2 separate regions of the Mus musculus genome follow, and region 1 is linked to region 2. Evidence: chromatin loops called from intact Hi-C (ENCODE). Cell type or tissue: left cerebral cortex. All regions are shown on one strand.

The links. A loop is a pair of places that touch in the nucleus more often than their neighbours do. Peaks named below come from ENCODE experiments on the same cell type or tissue, not always from the same donor. Only the 100,000 strongest peaks of a DNase experiment are listed, where the experiment ranks them.
Region 1: a loop joins it to region 2, with 7 times the contacts of the local background. A loop is called at or near these places in 2 of 42 quality-filtered maps.

The regions. Positions count from the first base shown.
Region 1 is chr5:77,803,716-77,811,715 of GRCm38, reverse strand. No RefSeq gene overlaps it. Among named protein-coding and RNA genes, the nearest start is that of Gm34912, 130 kb to the left of the region's middle. In left cerebral cortex, CTCF peaks have their summits at 3,783 (motif pointing left) and 7,973 (motif pointing left); DNase peaks (open chromatin) are centred at 6,198, 7,352, 7,540, 7,946 and 3 more places; H3K4me3 peaks cover 587 bases.
Region 2 is chr5:79,296,779-79,304,778 of GRCm38, reverse strand. No RefSeq gene overlaps it. Among named protein-coding and RNA genes, the nearest start is that of Gm25756, 520 kb to the right of the region's middle. In left cerebral cortex, no CTCF peak of the experiment used is centred here; DNase peaks (open chromatin) are centred at 4,323 and 4,467.

The sequences.
Region 1 (8,000 bases), 1.5 Mb after region 2:
AAAGGAGTGTTGATACAAACAAAGAGAGCTGGTGGTTAGAAGTACAAATAAATACAATTGTATGTGTGTGTGTATGTATGTAGTATGTATGTATGTAGTATGTATGTATGTATGTATGTATGTATGTATGTATGTAATGAACATAGAAGCAAACTTCCTGGAAGAACTGAGAGGCATGAAGGGAAGGCAAGGCAAAAATAGAAGACAGTGGGACATGGGAGATTAATAATACATTGTTAAAGTGTATTGGATAGCAATGGAGATGTCCTTATGTGCAATGTTCAATGCATACATGACAATACCAAGAGAGAGGTAAAGACAGAGGTGACAGGGCCCAGCATTGTCAGGAGCATCATCTGGCAGTGAGATGCCACGGACAGCGCATGTCCCTTCCCTGTCCTCCCCTCATCTTTGCCCTCCCATTGTCTCGACCCCTTCCATCTTCTATTTCTGTTCTACTATTATTTTCTCCTGCTCAAAGCTCCTCTCCTGCTGCATAAAAAAAAATCTGTTCGTTCCACTCTGTTTATTTTGAAGCCAATTTTATCCCCTACCTAGCAGGAGGTAAGAACAGCCATTCTCTTCTCAGGCTGATGAGGACAGTAGACGATACCGACTGATCCAGATCAAGTGTCTGCTGCACTGTCAGTCCAAGACAGGTGTGTTCCTGCCTGTGCTCAGTTCCTGGTCTCCCAATAAGACATGGACCACACCAGAGCCCGAGTTTCCAGGTTCCTTCTAACGTACTCTCTAGAATCATATCTTCTAATTCCTGGCCCTACACAGAAGGCAATGTGTGACTTTGTCTTGTCCCCAGGAAAAAAAATCCATTCTGTCCAAGTAGACAGGAATCCTGTAAAACTCATCAGAGACAGTGCCAGTTATTTGAAGCGGAAGACATCAATATCCACAGTTATCAATGGTTTTTAAGTTGTCTTGAGTCTCATGAAAGAGAGAGAATCAGGTCGTCAATCCTGAGAAGTTTGCAGACATCATTACTCAGGGTAAAGAAAATGTATCCAGTTATAGCAGAGGAGCTGTGGGGATTGCTGCTGATCACCAACACCTCCTCTGCAAGAACAGAGCTGGACCACATTTGCTTCCTCTGCAAATAAATACTGCTCTAAAAACAGCTTTAAATTGCAGATTGTTTATCTAGCATGCACAAAACCCTGAATTCAATTCCAAACACTATATATCTATATATTTATATAGATATATATGTATGTCTATACATATATAGATAGATAGATATGTATGTATAAAACAACTTTATCAGAATACAAAAGTCCTTATATTTAATGTGCATAATTTGATATGTTCCTTACTAGTGCACTCAAAGTAATAGATTTTATCACCCCCCCCCCCAAAAAAAAAGTTCTGTCTCCTTTGTGAGATTCAGTTTCACTTTGGTAGAGAAGTTTAGGCTAGTTGGTTTGTGTGTGTGTGTGTGTGTATGTGTGTGTGTGTGTGTGTGTGTGTGTGTGTGTGTATTCGTTTGTTGTTGTTTTTAACAAAATTTCAATCGTTCAATTTTACCAATAACGACTCAGAAGCCAGATGCTGACCTCCCTCCTCAGCCAGTGTCCCAGTTCTCCTTCTCCTTCTCCAATCCGTCTCAAAAGTCCTTCAAGCCAAATGTCCCTCCCTTCTACTTCCTGTGCATCTCTATCCTTCCTCCTCACTTCCTCTCACTCTCTGTGCTTTTCTTTCCTACTTTCACTCCCTGTCAACTCGGTGCTTGCTCCGCCTCTTGACCTTTGCTTGGCTTTATTTATTCCTATTTACAATGAACTGAAAGCTCTTGGATTAAAGGTGTGTGCTAGGGCTGAACCACAGCACAACTAGAAACAGATTTTTTTTTCAGCAAACAGCACAGTCTCAGAGTTCACAGTGTGACCAAATATCCTGCAATAGTCATGCACATGTGCACCCGTGTGTGTGTGTGTGTGTGTGTGTGTGTGTGTGTGTGTGTGTGTGTTTTAATACCAAGGCCATTTAACATTAGATATATTCAACAAATATCCACCAACATATAATAGAAAAAGAAAACAGATAAACAGATACAAATATTGATAATACATGGGTGATGGGCGGATTGCACAATTGATATACATACGATGTAGATCAGGCTTTAACACGAAAGCAGTCTTGCCACTCGTCGCAATGGAGAAGATTATGCTAAGTGAAATCAATCAGTCATGTGTGGGAAAACTATAGGATTCCACTTACAAAAGGTTCCCAAAGTAACCGAATTCATGAATCTGACGGTAATTAAGGGAGGGAGAAGAGGAAAGTTGTTCAGTTGGCATGAGGTTAGCCATGCAGAACGAGGCAGCTATAGAGCATTGCGGTCCAGCCTGTTGCCAGCAGTGAACAACGCCGCATCATTCATTTAAACATTCCTTTCTATCGACCGCACTCTGGCCAGCCGAATGTGGAAGATAGATAGACTTCTGATGAAGAATTGGCTCGTGCAATTGTGGAAGCTGGGATGTCCCACAAGCTGCTGTCTGCAAGCTGAAGTGCCGGAAACTGATGGCGTTAAGTCCACACGTGGGTTGGGCTACAGTTAATGAGGAGGGGGCAGGGAAGGGGGATGCACCTTCCTCTCCCCACCCCCCGCTATTCCTATTACACAGTCCTTCATTGAGTTAGACAAAAATCACATTGGAGAAGACGATGACCTTTCCTGAACCTACTGCCAACTCTTGTCCAAACTCACCCTCACAGACACAGGCAAAAATCGTGCTGAACTCCAGTCCTGCAGCCCCGTCAGGTTGGAGCATGGCCCTGAGCAAGTGTCCCCTCACAGAGCTCAGTCTACTGCATGTAGATAATGAGATGCCTATCTGTCCTCTTCCCAGCCTCCTTGATCTCTCTCTCTCTCTCTCTCTCTCTCTCTGTCTCTCTCTCTCTCTCTCCCTCTCTCTCTCTCTCTCTCTCCCTCTCTCTCTCTGTGTGTGTGTGTGTGTGTTTAAATCATGGACTCTTTGGTTCATAACATGTTGTAAACAATTTCCTAAGAATAAATATGAATTCATCTGAGGAATTCTGTAGTCTCATTAACTACTTTTTGCCTTTTCTCTTTTTGAAAATTCATCTTTAATTGAAAGAGAGTTGCATCACCCCCTCTTTTCTTCCCTCCAGCCCCTCCAACACCTTCTTCCAACACACCCCATACTCCCTTTCTCAAGTCGACACCCTCTTTCTCTTTGATTATTGCTATTACATACACACATATATAGGTATGTGTGTCCACACATGAATATATAGATAGAACCTGTTGAGTCATTTTTTTGTTTGTGTGTTTATGGCTATGTGCTTTCAGAGCTGACCACTCTACACTGGACAGCCAATAAACTAGGTTCCTTCCTGGGACAGGCTAATAAAGAATCTATAACATGATAAAAAATAATTTGTTGCTGTTGTTGTTGTTGTTGTTGTCGTTGTTGTTTCTTCCGTAACTCACTTTTTTCTTTGCCGTCCTCATTTCTTGTTTGTAACTAGTACACAAGTAAAGGGTTTCCTTCGCTTGCCAACACTTCGTTTTACCTGATTGTCCTTCTCCCTTGGTCCCATCCCCCATTCCCTTGCCCCATTCACTTTGATTTCTTAAAACTACAGCGTTTGGCTGAAAATCCTCTCACCTAACCTTATTTCCTTCCAAAAATCAGGATGCCCTGTTCCCACTGATCTCCTTGCTCATCACCCTGTCTTTGGAATGGTTGTCCCCTAAACTAGTCACAAAAGACCTTGTGAAGCTGGACCTCTTCTGCCCCCTGGTGGTCATAGCCAGCATCTGTCTGAATCCTTCTAACTCTTAAGCCCTGTCGTTTTCCAAATCAAAGCTGAAGGATCACCATTTTGAAGTGGAACAACAATATGAACCAACCAGTACCCCCTTGAGCTCCCAGGGACTAAACCAACAACCAAAGAGGGACTCAAAGCTCCAGCCGCATATATAGCAGAGGATGGCCTTGTGGGACATCAACGAGAGGAGAGGCCCTTGGTCCTGTGAAGGCTCGATGCCCCAGTGTAGGGGAATGCCAGGACAGTGAATCAGGAGTGGGTGGGTTACTGAGCAAGGGAAGGGAAGGTGGGATAGGGTGTTGTTGTTGTTGTTTTGTTTTGTTTTGTTTTGTTTTGTTTTGTTTTGTTTTTTGGAGGGGAAATGAGGAAAGGGGATAACATTTGAAATGTAAATAAAGAAAAGATCTAATAATAAACAAACAAACAAACAAAGTGGAGACAAGCCAGACAGACCTCTCTGTAGCCTTTCTCATATAATCCTGTTCCTTCTTTCTTCTTCTATCTTTCATTTCTTCAGCTTTCCCATTCCCTTGTCAATGCTTTGGGCACACACACACACACACACACACACACACACACACACACACTGAAGTTTCTATCCTCACTACTCAAAGTTATCAGTTTAGTCTTGTTGATAAACCGGCCGAGGCACTGCCTGAAGCCTGTGATTTTATGGGACTCAGGAAATGACACCCGAATTCTATCTTCCTGTCTCGTAAACTCTCTTCCATGGCTATTGACAGTTCTTAGTTTATTAAATAAAGATATACTGAGCCTGTTTAGTGTAACAAGCACATTGCCAGGCACCAAGATGCTTCAGTGAACAAAATGCAGGGCCAATACTTTTATTCCACAATTAAGGCTTCCTTTACATGCAAATGTGTGTAGATTTACATAAACACTGAATTATTCATGTATGCTTTCAGATTTCTCTGTGTCGGTCTCACTTTGGTAGGCATAGAGGAGGAGCTGTTTAAGAAACAGGGCTAGCCCCTTTCTGGCTCTCCTATGATCAAAACATAAAAGCTCTCATAGTAGCATAATTTGATAGAGAATGTACCTACTTTGAAGCCACACAGACACGGGTTTAAACGTTGGCTCTGTTATTCACAAGCTCTGTGACCTTGAGCCAGATCATTAACCTCTCTGAATTTCTCTGCTTTCATCTGCAGAAACAGAGAAATCGATATCAATTTATCTGGATTGTAGAGAGATCACATGTGCAGCCCCTGTGCAGAATCTGGCACAGAAAGAGTCTCTGCAAATGTTAGCCTCCTTGTAATTCCCAGAGCAGCCAGGTTTGTGGCCAGAGACCGACCCGGGAGCCAGAGTGATGCTAATAACCCGGGCACCGAATGGCAGGAGTTGCAGTAATGAGGGATGGAGATTTTTGATTTCACAATTAGAGTTGTTTCCACGATGAGCAAAATTGCCAGACCTCATTTGTGGCCTGATCATACCTACTCCACTAGTGAGCACAGCCTGGTTTGGCTGCTCAGGGTGCCAAACACAGCAGCTCACTTCTCCCAGGGCTCTGGAAGCTGCTAGGGGCATTGGGTTTTCACACATGGGCTTGAACAAAGGCTTGGCTAAGGAGTTGTCAGACTCTGGAGAGTTGGAGAGAGAGAGAGAGAGAGAGAGAGAGAGAGAGAGAGAGAGAGAGAGAGAGAGGGAGAGGGAGAGGGAGAGGGAGAGAGAGAGAGAGAGAGAGAGAAAGCAGGCACTAAAGGAAGGAAAAAACCCTACCCTGTGTCATTTTCCATGTCTGATGTCATTCTGTGTCATTTTATTTACTGCCTCTAGGAAATCAATTAAAACAGCGCTAATTTATGGGTCTTAATGAACAAGGTATTATGCAAACTGTTTGTAAGCATGGCAGGCTTCTGGAGCTAGAGAACGCTCAAAAGCACAGTCACCTGATGCGACATTCTCTTGCTGCCATCTTCCCTGCCAGATGCCGCAATGGCATGGGAATGAGCAGGGCACCCTCATAACTGGAGCTCGGGATGGGGTCTGTGTACCAGGTGGGATTCGAGAATCCATGATGTGGGCAGACAATGAAGGGTGCAATCTTCTAATGGGGACTCCTCTAATATATAAAGTAAATCTTATTGTGGATTCTTTCAGTAAACATTATTTCTTGGGCTCTTAGGGACAAGAGAGATAGAGAGGAGCAAGCTACATATAGGGTGTGTGTGTGTGTGTGTGTGTGTGTGTGTGTGTGTGTTACAGAGAGAGAGAGAGAGAGAGAGAGAAAACACATGGGTACATACACACACACACACACACACACACACACACACACACACACACACACACACACCAAATGTCTAACCAAAGCTTCACTTGAGTATTTTAAGTTGACAGGCAAGAGACAGACTTAAGGCACCACTTGCTTCTCTGTTGCTCCCTCAGACAATCTCGTACCAGATGGCAACACATTGCCTTAAAAGTTACCTTATCCCAGCTTGGAGCCTAGCTCTGGCTTGTAGTAGACATAGCCCCAGCATTTGTTTAAAAAAAAAAAAAGGATTCAATTTAGAAGTGGGGCCATTGTTTTAACAGTCCTTGGGTACAAATGAGTATGACAATAAATTATGACTCGGTGACATCATAACACGGTAGCAAAATAAAACTGGCTAGACAGGGTTGGCCCTGCTGGAAGAGATGCCAGTAACTCTGCTGCTCCCTGCTATCTGTAATATTCAATCCATTTTTACTCCCAGGAGAGACTGGACCATCATGGAGAAACTGAGGCAATACCACAATCTCATGCCTTTTTTTTTCTGTGTGTTTGTTTTGGTTTTGGGAGTCAGGGTCTCACTCTATAATCCAGGGTAGTCCAGAACTGTATATAGCCCATGTGACTACAAACACTTGGCAATCCCCCTGCCTCGGCCTCCCGAGCACTGTGATTACAAGCATGAGCTGCCCGTACCCAAGTCCCTCTCATGATTTCTTACCAATATACATTGCCTCTGCTCAGAGTTAGCCTTGAGCTCTGGAAAAAATGGGCCAGACTGCTGAGAGGCAACTGTCTGGGTTCCCCATCCAGCTTAGCTCAGCCACTCACAGGATATGGCACTGAGCACAATGATTGAGCTCATGTCTCAGGACAAGAAAAGGGAGGCATATCCTACGGCCTTCCCCAACGCCTCTTTGAGAGATGGGATGCAAAGAAGGAACTATGTGCATCTACACTTCACCTGCGTTTAGTACCAGCGTTATCCCAGCATCAGGATGGCTAAAAGTCCCGTATGATAAAAAGAGGTGAAAAAATGCCAAGAAGAAAAAAAATCAGCTCATGAAGAATGTTCCCTAGCTCCGGCCACCTCAGGCAAGGCCTGGCGGGGAGTGGTAATTACCGTAATTAAAACCAAGTTTCAGTGTCTCTGCGAAGCAGGTAGGACAGAGCCACTCGTCAGAATTTCAGTCTTGTGAGAAAGCGGTGCTGTAATAGGCCATAAAATTGTTCTAACCTTCCTTCCCTAAGCTGTCACATGTGGCCAGATCGATGGCTCCCTGGCACCTGCTGTGGTAGTAATTCCTGCTTGCTTTCAGCAGCCCCTGTGGGCTGCTGCAGTCCACAGCCAAGAACAGCTCCGGGGACTGATAAAGAGACATGACTGCTAGAGGCACGAGCAAGGCTGAACTGAGGGCAGGGGGATGGAGGGCAAGGCAGTGGGCCTGGGGCAAGGGACAGAATCGAGGTGGACAAAGAAAATCGGGCTGGCTGGGACATGAGCCACTCCTCCTTCAGTATCTCTCTGACCCCGGAAAGAGAAATAACAACAGAAAGCATGTTAATAGCAGCGAGATATGGAAGCAATCCTTTCTCTTCACCACTTTGCACAGGGCCTGGGTGACACCATAACCTGATTTGTGTTCTCTGTACTCCCTGGTATTTGGCGCCCAGGTCTCTTCTTTCGTTTTCTCTCCAACCTTTTAAAGTATAGTAACTGCTCGCGCCTTTCTGAAGCATGTGTTGGAGACAAAGAACACAGGAATATGTCATTTCCCATAAAGGCCAGAAAGGGTGTTGTGACCAGCGAAGTGCTAAAATGACATTTGCACTTAGGTGACAAACCGGCCCATTCCATTCCAGGTAAAAGCCTGGGCTTTTTTCCAGTTACTATAAAACACCAGAAAGTCAAGGCTGCCCTCCTCAGGCCACTTTGGGAATGACA
Region 2 (8,000 bases):
TTTGTATATAATTGTTTGTGTATATGTATATGTGTGTGTGTGTATTGCAATAATAGACTTTTGTCCATTTTTTTGCTTAAATTTCTGAGTTATTATGCCCCAAACCAGAGTTTCTTCTACCATGTTGTTAAATAGCTTTCTTAGAAAAATCATTTCTGTTTTACACATAACACCCTCAGCTATACCTGAATTAACAAAAGTTCTGGGAAAACTAAAGAGCCAGCCTAATATTTAAAGTCAGGCATTTGTAATCCAAATTTAGCTCTCTTTTTATAAGATAATAGAATATGCACATATATTTTTCATACATTTTTAAAAAAATAGACTTCTTTGAGAAGTGATAAAATGTAAGAGGGATGAAAATTGATCTGAGTTTATACACCAAGCTTAAGATATGAAATCCATATAGAAATAAGTCTGACAAGTACAACTTGCTAAGCTTTATTTCAAGTACTAGGAGGGTTCAGAAAGCAAGAAAGCAAGGTTATACAACTAATATGAAAGACTTATATGTAATGTTATGGAAAAAATAAGGTTGACTAATTAAAATAGGTCACATTAATTGTTAACTTTGTCTTTTCCATTGTAGTTGCATCCTCATACTTTCTCTTCTAGATGGGGAACAGATAGTATTGATTGAGTGAATATGGTACAGGCACTAATCGTGAACAGTGAAACAAAGTCAATTTGCAGGAAGCATTCCTGATACCTGATTATGGAGTCAGTTATCATAGAAGTAAGCTCATGACTTTTTTTGAATAGCTAAAATAATTTTAGGTGACTTAGTAGTAGATGGTTTTGTCCAGTGTAATTAAAAGTATTTACAAAACTCAAGTACCTGGGATAGGGTTCATAATAATATCAAGGGTGTTTGTATTTTGCTGCTTTTCTAGGCAGAGTAATATTTGCACCTGTATCATATCGTATCAAAATAAACACAATTCCCATGCCTTCAAAGTGATGAACAACAAGGCAAAAAGCAAGAAAAAGAGCAGCAGCAGAAATCACACTTCTATTTCTCAGTGTGGTATTTTCTTACTGCTGGCATAGCTGATGCTGCAGGCAAAGCAAAGCCTATTACAAATGCACACAAACTCATTTCCCACACAAATAATACTTTCCTTAATTTCACAGAATTGAAGGAATAAATCATACTATGTTTGATCCAGTACAACACCAGACAAAGAAATGTTACCTCCTTAAACATCAGGTCAGATCACCCAACAGAGAAAAGGGACACTGCACAGAAATACATTTTTACAGCTTATAATTTCCCTTATATAATTATGAAAGTAATGTCACTGTTAGACTTATCACAGAGACTTATAATTCTTATTTCATACTGTTTTATCAGTTGAAGGAAACTCAATGAGAGAACAAAGTTTGCTATTGTAACTTCATTCACTCTGAAAGGAAATGGGTTCTGTAAGGAGAGAATTATATAACTCAGAAGACTATACATAGCAATAACACAGATAAATATCAGGATATTTAATTTTATTTCTAAAAAGTCTCTCTCTCTCTCTCTGTGTGTGTGTGTGTGTTTGTGTGTGTGTTGTGTTGTGTGTGTGTGTGTGTGTGTGTGTGTGTGTGTGTGTGCTTATGCTCATGTGTATACAAGTTCCTGTAAAGGCTTCAAAGGGTGTTAAATTCTCTGGAGCAAGTACAGTTATGAACTCCTTGACATGGGTTTTAGAAACCATACCTATCTGCAAGAGCTGTACATGCACTCAGGCTTGAGACACCTCTCAAACCATGTGGGAGAATTACTGGTAACATGATTATTGAAGCTGATATCCAGAACCAAGTTCTCACTGGAGACCTGAGATATTGTACACTTTAAAAATAAAGAGTCTAAAACCAACACACTAATTACCAGCCCCTGCCAAGTCTAAAGGCACTAGGTTCTGGAATATTTGTGTGCAAGTTTGTTTGTTTGTTCATTATTAATCATTTTATTCATTTACATTTCAAATATACCCCCTTCCCTGTTACCCCTCCACAACCTCTTCGTCCCATCCCGCTAAACCCCGCCCCTTTGCCTCTCTGAGGGTGCTCCTCCATCCATTCACACACTCCTGTCTCACACCCCCTAGCGTCCCCCTACGCTGGGACATCAGCCTTCCTTCCCCCCCATTGATGTCAGATAAGGCCATATTCTGCTACATATGTATCTAGAGTCCTGGCTCCCTCCATGTATACTCTTTGGTGGTTTAGTCTCTGGGAGTTCTGGGTGGTCCAGTTAGTTGGTATTGTTCTTCTTATGGGATAGCAATCTCCTTCAGCTCCTTCAGTCTTTCCCCTTGTTGTTCCATTGGGGTCTACAGGCTCATTTCAATGGTTGGCTATGAGTATCTGTATTTGTATTGCTCAGGTGTTGGTAGAACCACTCAGGGAACACCCAAGTTAAGCTCCTATCAGCAAGTGCTTCTTGGCATCAGCAATAGTGTGGGGGCTTGGTGTCTGCAAATAGGATGGGTTCTTAGGTGGGTCAGTTTCTGGATGGCCTTTCCTCCTGTCTCTGTTCTATTTTTTTGTCCCTGTCTTTCCTTTGGACAGAAACATTTCTAGGTTAAAAATTTTGAGATGTGTTGGTGCCCCCATTCCTCACCTGGGTACCATGCCTATCTACAGGAGGTGGTCTCTACATGTTGTATCACCCCTTTTGTATATTTTGGCTAAAGTCACTGCCATTGACTCCCGGGAGCCTTCTGATTCCCTGGAGTCTGGGACTTTCTAGTGGCTACCCCAGTTGGGCAAAGTTCAACATTCTCAGTAACAAAACAGTGATCAGCTTAACTCAAGTTTACAGATTCAAACAGGATTTGTATTAGAAACATCATTAAGACACACCCAGAAATAGATGTCTGATCAGTTGACTGGGCATCAAACAGCTTACTCATTTTGTCATATAAAATTAACCATTATTTGAGGTTAAATGTCTGCCTTTGCAAAGCCACATAAGCCGTTTCAATCCTTTGTAACTGAAAGAGACCAAGAGAGAGAGAGAGAGAGAGAGAGAGAGAGAGAGAGAGAGAGAGAGAGAGAGAGCGCGAAATGGTTCCAAATATTGACAGATTTCTACCTTAACATACATTGAAATTGTTCAGATCTATTTAATTTATTCTTTCCTTGCTCTTCTGAAGTGGCCAATGAAATCATTTTTTCAGAATGAAAAGGTGAGGAAAAGAGTTGTTGGAAGTTTGATGGTAGATGAAAGGGACTTATTTGTTGTAAGAGTGGAAAAGAAAAAAGAAACGAGAGAAACAGAATTGAGTGATATTACAGCTTAGTGGAGGATATTGATAGTGTGGCTAAATGGGTTCATTTGATTAAATGTGTTTGCTCTTTCAGAAATGCTAAAGGAGAGATCAAAAAAGATTGTTGTATTGTATTATCCAGGATCACTGTTTTGCTTTGTGATGCAGCTAAAGAACAAAATAACAAAAGGATATAAGATGCAAACAACACATGGAGGAACATAACTATGGTATATTAACAGATCTATGACCAGACAGTTGATAAAATAGTGATCAATGTAAGGACTTTATGATTTTAGTGGACATAAGTGCCACATGAAGTTGTCAAAAGTGAAGAAAGCTAGTCACAAAGATAAATGTGGTATTCATAGTTCTTTTTTTTTCAAGTGGAAAATTATAAAACTGAGCTCCTGAATTGACAAAATGGATCATAAATGTATGTGTTGATTTACCCCGTCAAATAAAGTTTCTATTATGGAAAAATATACTAATTTACTAGAATATTAACCAATCTGAGAGCATTTTTTAAGTGATAATATGTCTGCTCTATGGGTGCTCAACCGTTTAGCATCACGGCGTAGTGCTGTCTTCTGTAAATGCATTATGTGGGAATGCAGGCTATCTTTGGGCTACAGAATGAAAATGCCTGTTAAAGGAAAATGATCAATTTGACAGGTTTCTTTAACAATTCTTAGCACTGAAAAGTTTAGGAATTTCATTATTTCCCCTTAGATTTTGTTTCTAAGATCAAAAGAGATGCAGGGTAGAGGTAGATTAGACATAGGTATGGGTCATGTAGCTCATAAGTGAGTTCGGAATTTGAGCCTCTATCCTCTCAGTCCAAATCACTGTCCTTTTGCTATAGCAACATGAGATACGGCTAAACATTCAGCAGAAGCACAAAATAAAAAAAAATCACAATTCATGTTCAGGATTTGAGAAGCTAAGTCAAGATTTATGCTAGTGCTTGTCTCTACCAGCTGTCTTTAAATCAGGAGGCTAAACACAGGAAACAGTTTGTGTGGATTTTCCATTTTGGTTACTTGAAACATATTGCAATAAGTTTCTGAACCTCAGTTAAAAACAGTTTAGTTTGTGGCAAAGACTAACTGTTCCCTGGGGGAATAAAACTAAACAAGTAGTAGACATTTCTTCAGTTTTCAATCAACTTTGATACACATTTAAAACATAGTTAAAACAACAGCGAAACTGGAAACAGGGTGGCACAAATACAAGGAGAGAGGCGGGGCTACTTTGCCATCAACTGTGGGAGCAGATGGAGATTCCTGTAACTAGGAGAAATCAGAGCCAGCAAGAGAAATGAAAAGCTAGTGTGTGAGCTGAGCTCCAATGAAGAACAAGGGAGATTGCTGAGATCCACCAGCATGGAGCAAGACTTTAGAGATAAGCCATGGCTGTAACAGACTCTGACAGATTTATACCACAGAGGCAGAGAAAGATGCCAAGCATAGCTATTGAATGAGTGCTGTAGGACACTTGCTTGTTTTACATTTTTCAAGCTAAGATTCGTTTCCCCCTGGTACTCAATGGATGATGTTCAATGCAGAATCTATTTTAGTTGTTTGCTACACAAACAGAGTATCAGTTGATGAAAATTGCCCTTTGGACTCCTTTTCGCTGTGCACGTTTCCCAAATAATTGAAGCAATTATTTCATTGTGCTTGGATCTTTTCACATATGTCCAGTGTTAAAATTTACTGAAAATTAGCTCAAAAGTAAAAATAACTATTTATCGGAAGAGTGTCTGAGATAATGTTTATTCTTTATTCTTATAAGCCTGTATTCAATAAGTTGAAATGACTGACATCAAACTGGTATAAAAGAATGAAGACATCATCATATAATCAGGACCATACCCACTATTGTCACTAGGCAAACTCCTTCCTGGAGAGAAGTATAATACTCATATTCCACCCTGTTGTGAACTTTTTAAATATTCAATTTTCTCATAAAATACATACAGATAACAATCACATATGGACATCATATAATTAGACTTCACTAATTTTTCAAATAATTTGGATAACATTTGTGATGAAGTCTCTTTTAACCCTACCTACTATGTAATTAAAACTTTTATCCACACTGTGAATGCACAAAAAAATGATCAAAATACTTGTAATGTCTTGCTATAGTAGCTATTGTCTCTTCTTTTTTATGCAATCTATTTTATTTACTTTTATTTCTATTGACAATATACTCTTCTTTTATAGAATATATCCTGTCCACAGTAATGCTTCCCTCCACTTCATACACCTTCCCTGACCTCCCTTCTCTCTCAGATCCACTCCCCCTCCTTTTCCTCTTCAGAAAAGAACAGGCCTCCAAGAGGGAACAGGCAATCTTGACAGACCAAGACTCAATAGGATTTATTCCTTTATAGTAATTAGCTTAGAGTTAACTAAGACATAGCACAATTTTATATTTGTCAGCTGATAGATAATCAAATTTGAACATTGTTCAGGCCAAGAGAGGGAAAGAATATTTATCTCAAATCGCTCACATTGATTTTGTTTCTCTCGAAGAATTATTCTTTCTTATGTAAGTGCAAATCACACTAGAACAGCAAGTTAGCATTTCTATGAGTTGTCTTTTTTTCCTTTATTGGGTTGTTTACAAATAACAACATTTTATCTTCCTTTACAGAGATCAAATGAGATAATCTATTGCATTCTGAATTTGTTGTTTTTATGTGTGTCTAAATGTATATGAAAATATTCTCAATGTTGTGTCCATACTTTTATCAAATCTTGTCACAAATGGCAGACTGCTTTTTTTATGGTTAAACTATTTTTTTCAAGTTTACCCATATAATTTCCAGTTCATAAATACAATTAAGCATGTATCTCAATCTGTCATCAACCATAAAAAGAACCTTACCTTTAAATAAATTATAATCTTATTATAAAAGTACTATTTAAATAGCAAGTCATAGCAGCCTTATTTATAATAGCCAGAAGCTGGAAAGAACCCAGATGCCCCTCAACAGAGGAATGGATACAGAAAATGTGGTACATCTACACAATGGAGTACTACTCAGCTATTAAAAAGAATGAATTTATGAAATTCCTAGCCAAATGGATGGACCTGGAGGGCATCATCCTGAGTGAGGTAACACATTCACAAAGAAACTCACACAGTATGTACTCACTGATAAGTGGATATTAGCCCAAAACCTAGGATACCCAAGATATAAGATATAATTTGCTAAACACATGAAACTCAAGAAGAATGAAGACTGAAGTGTGGACACTATGCCCCTCCTTAGATTTGGGAACAAAACACCCATGGAAGGAGTTACAGAGACAAAGTTTGGAGCTGAGATGAAAGGATGGACCATGTAGAGACTGCCATATCCAGGGATCCACCCCATAATCAGCATCCAAACGCTGACACCATTGCATACACTAGCAAGATTTTATTGAAAGGACCCAGATGTAGCTGTCTCTTGTGAGACTATGCTGGGGCCTAGCAAACACAGAAGTGGATGCTCACAGTCAGCTAATGGATGGATCATAGGGCTCCCAATGGAGGAGCTAGAGAAAGTACCCAAGGAGCTAAAGGGATCTGCAACCCTATAGGTGGAACAACATTATGAACTAACCAGTACCCCGGAGCTCTTGACTCTAGCTGCATATATATCAAAAGATGGCCTAGTCGGCCATCACTGGAAAGAGTGGCCCATTGGACTTGCAAACTTTATATGCCCCAGTACACGGAACACCAGGGCCAAAAAGGGGGAGTGGGGGTGGGTGGATATGGGGGACTTTTGGTATAGCATTGGAAATGTAAATGAGCTAAATACCTAATAAAAAATGGAAAAAAAATAAATAGCAAGTGATACAATATGTAGACAGTAAAGCTAATGAGAAAACCGATCTATAAAATATGTCAGTGACATAAATTATGCACAAAGTATAAACATTTAAGATAATATGTATCTGTTTAGAAAATTTACTAGAATAAATAATTTCTTGTTTAATGTAAATTTCGTTTAATTTAGAGGGATACTGATAATACAATAATATCCTTTTTTGTCTAAGTTGTTTTATTTGCAGGATCATGTTCGTGAAATTTTCAGGCCCTGATAAAAAAGAACTTTGAACTACTTTAGAGAATAATTATAATTTTGACATCACCCATTGAAATAAAATTTTATTAAATTAAATTTGATAATTTAATTCCTTAAATAGTAAGTAATAATTTTTAAAATTAAAATTTAGTATTTTTTTATAAATGGCAACTGCATGTGATAATATACTTTAGATATTACAATAGCAGCCACACAACTAAGTCCCTTCCTAGTATGAGTATTTACTCCTTTGAGATGTATATCTTCTGTAATAACAGTTATTAAATGATCACTTATGATGATAGTCATTTATAACTTTAAGTTTATAAGCAAACAATACATGGGGATAAAAAAAACAATCCACAATTTTATGATGTTTAAGTTCTAGAAAGGGAGATATCACAGGTAAACCATGTAGCCTACTACTTTATGGGAAGAAAGGTATAATAATGGAAAACTGATGAAAGGATATGATGAGATAAAATCGTTTTAAGTGCAATAGGAAAGAAATCCCTCACCCAAGATGAATGTATGAGGGATTATCTGAAGAAAATGAAAATTAAGCCAAATAAGAAAGAGGGGAAATGATAATGTTCAATAGAATGTGAAGAGTCCATACTCTCTTGGACATCTTCTATCTGGTGTGA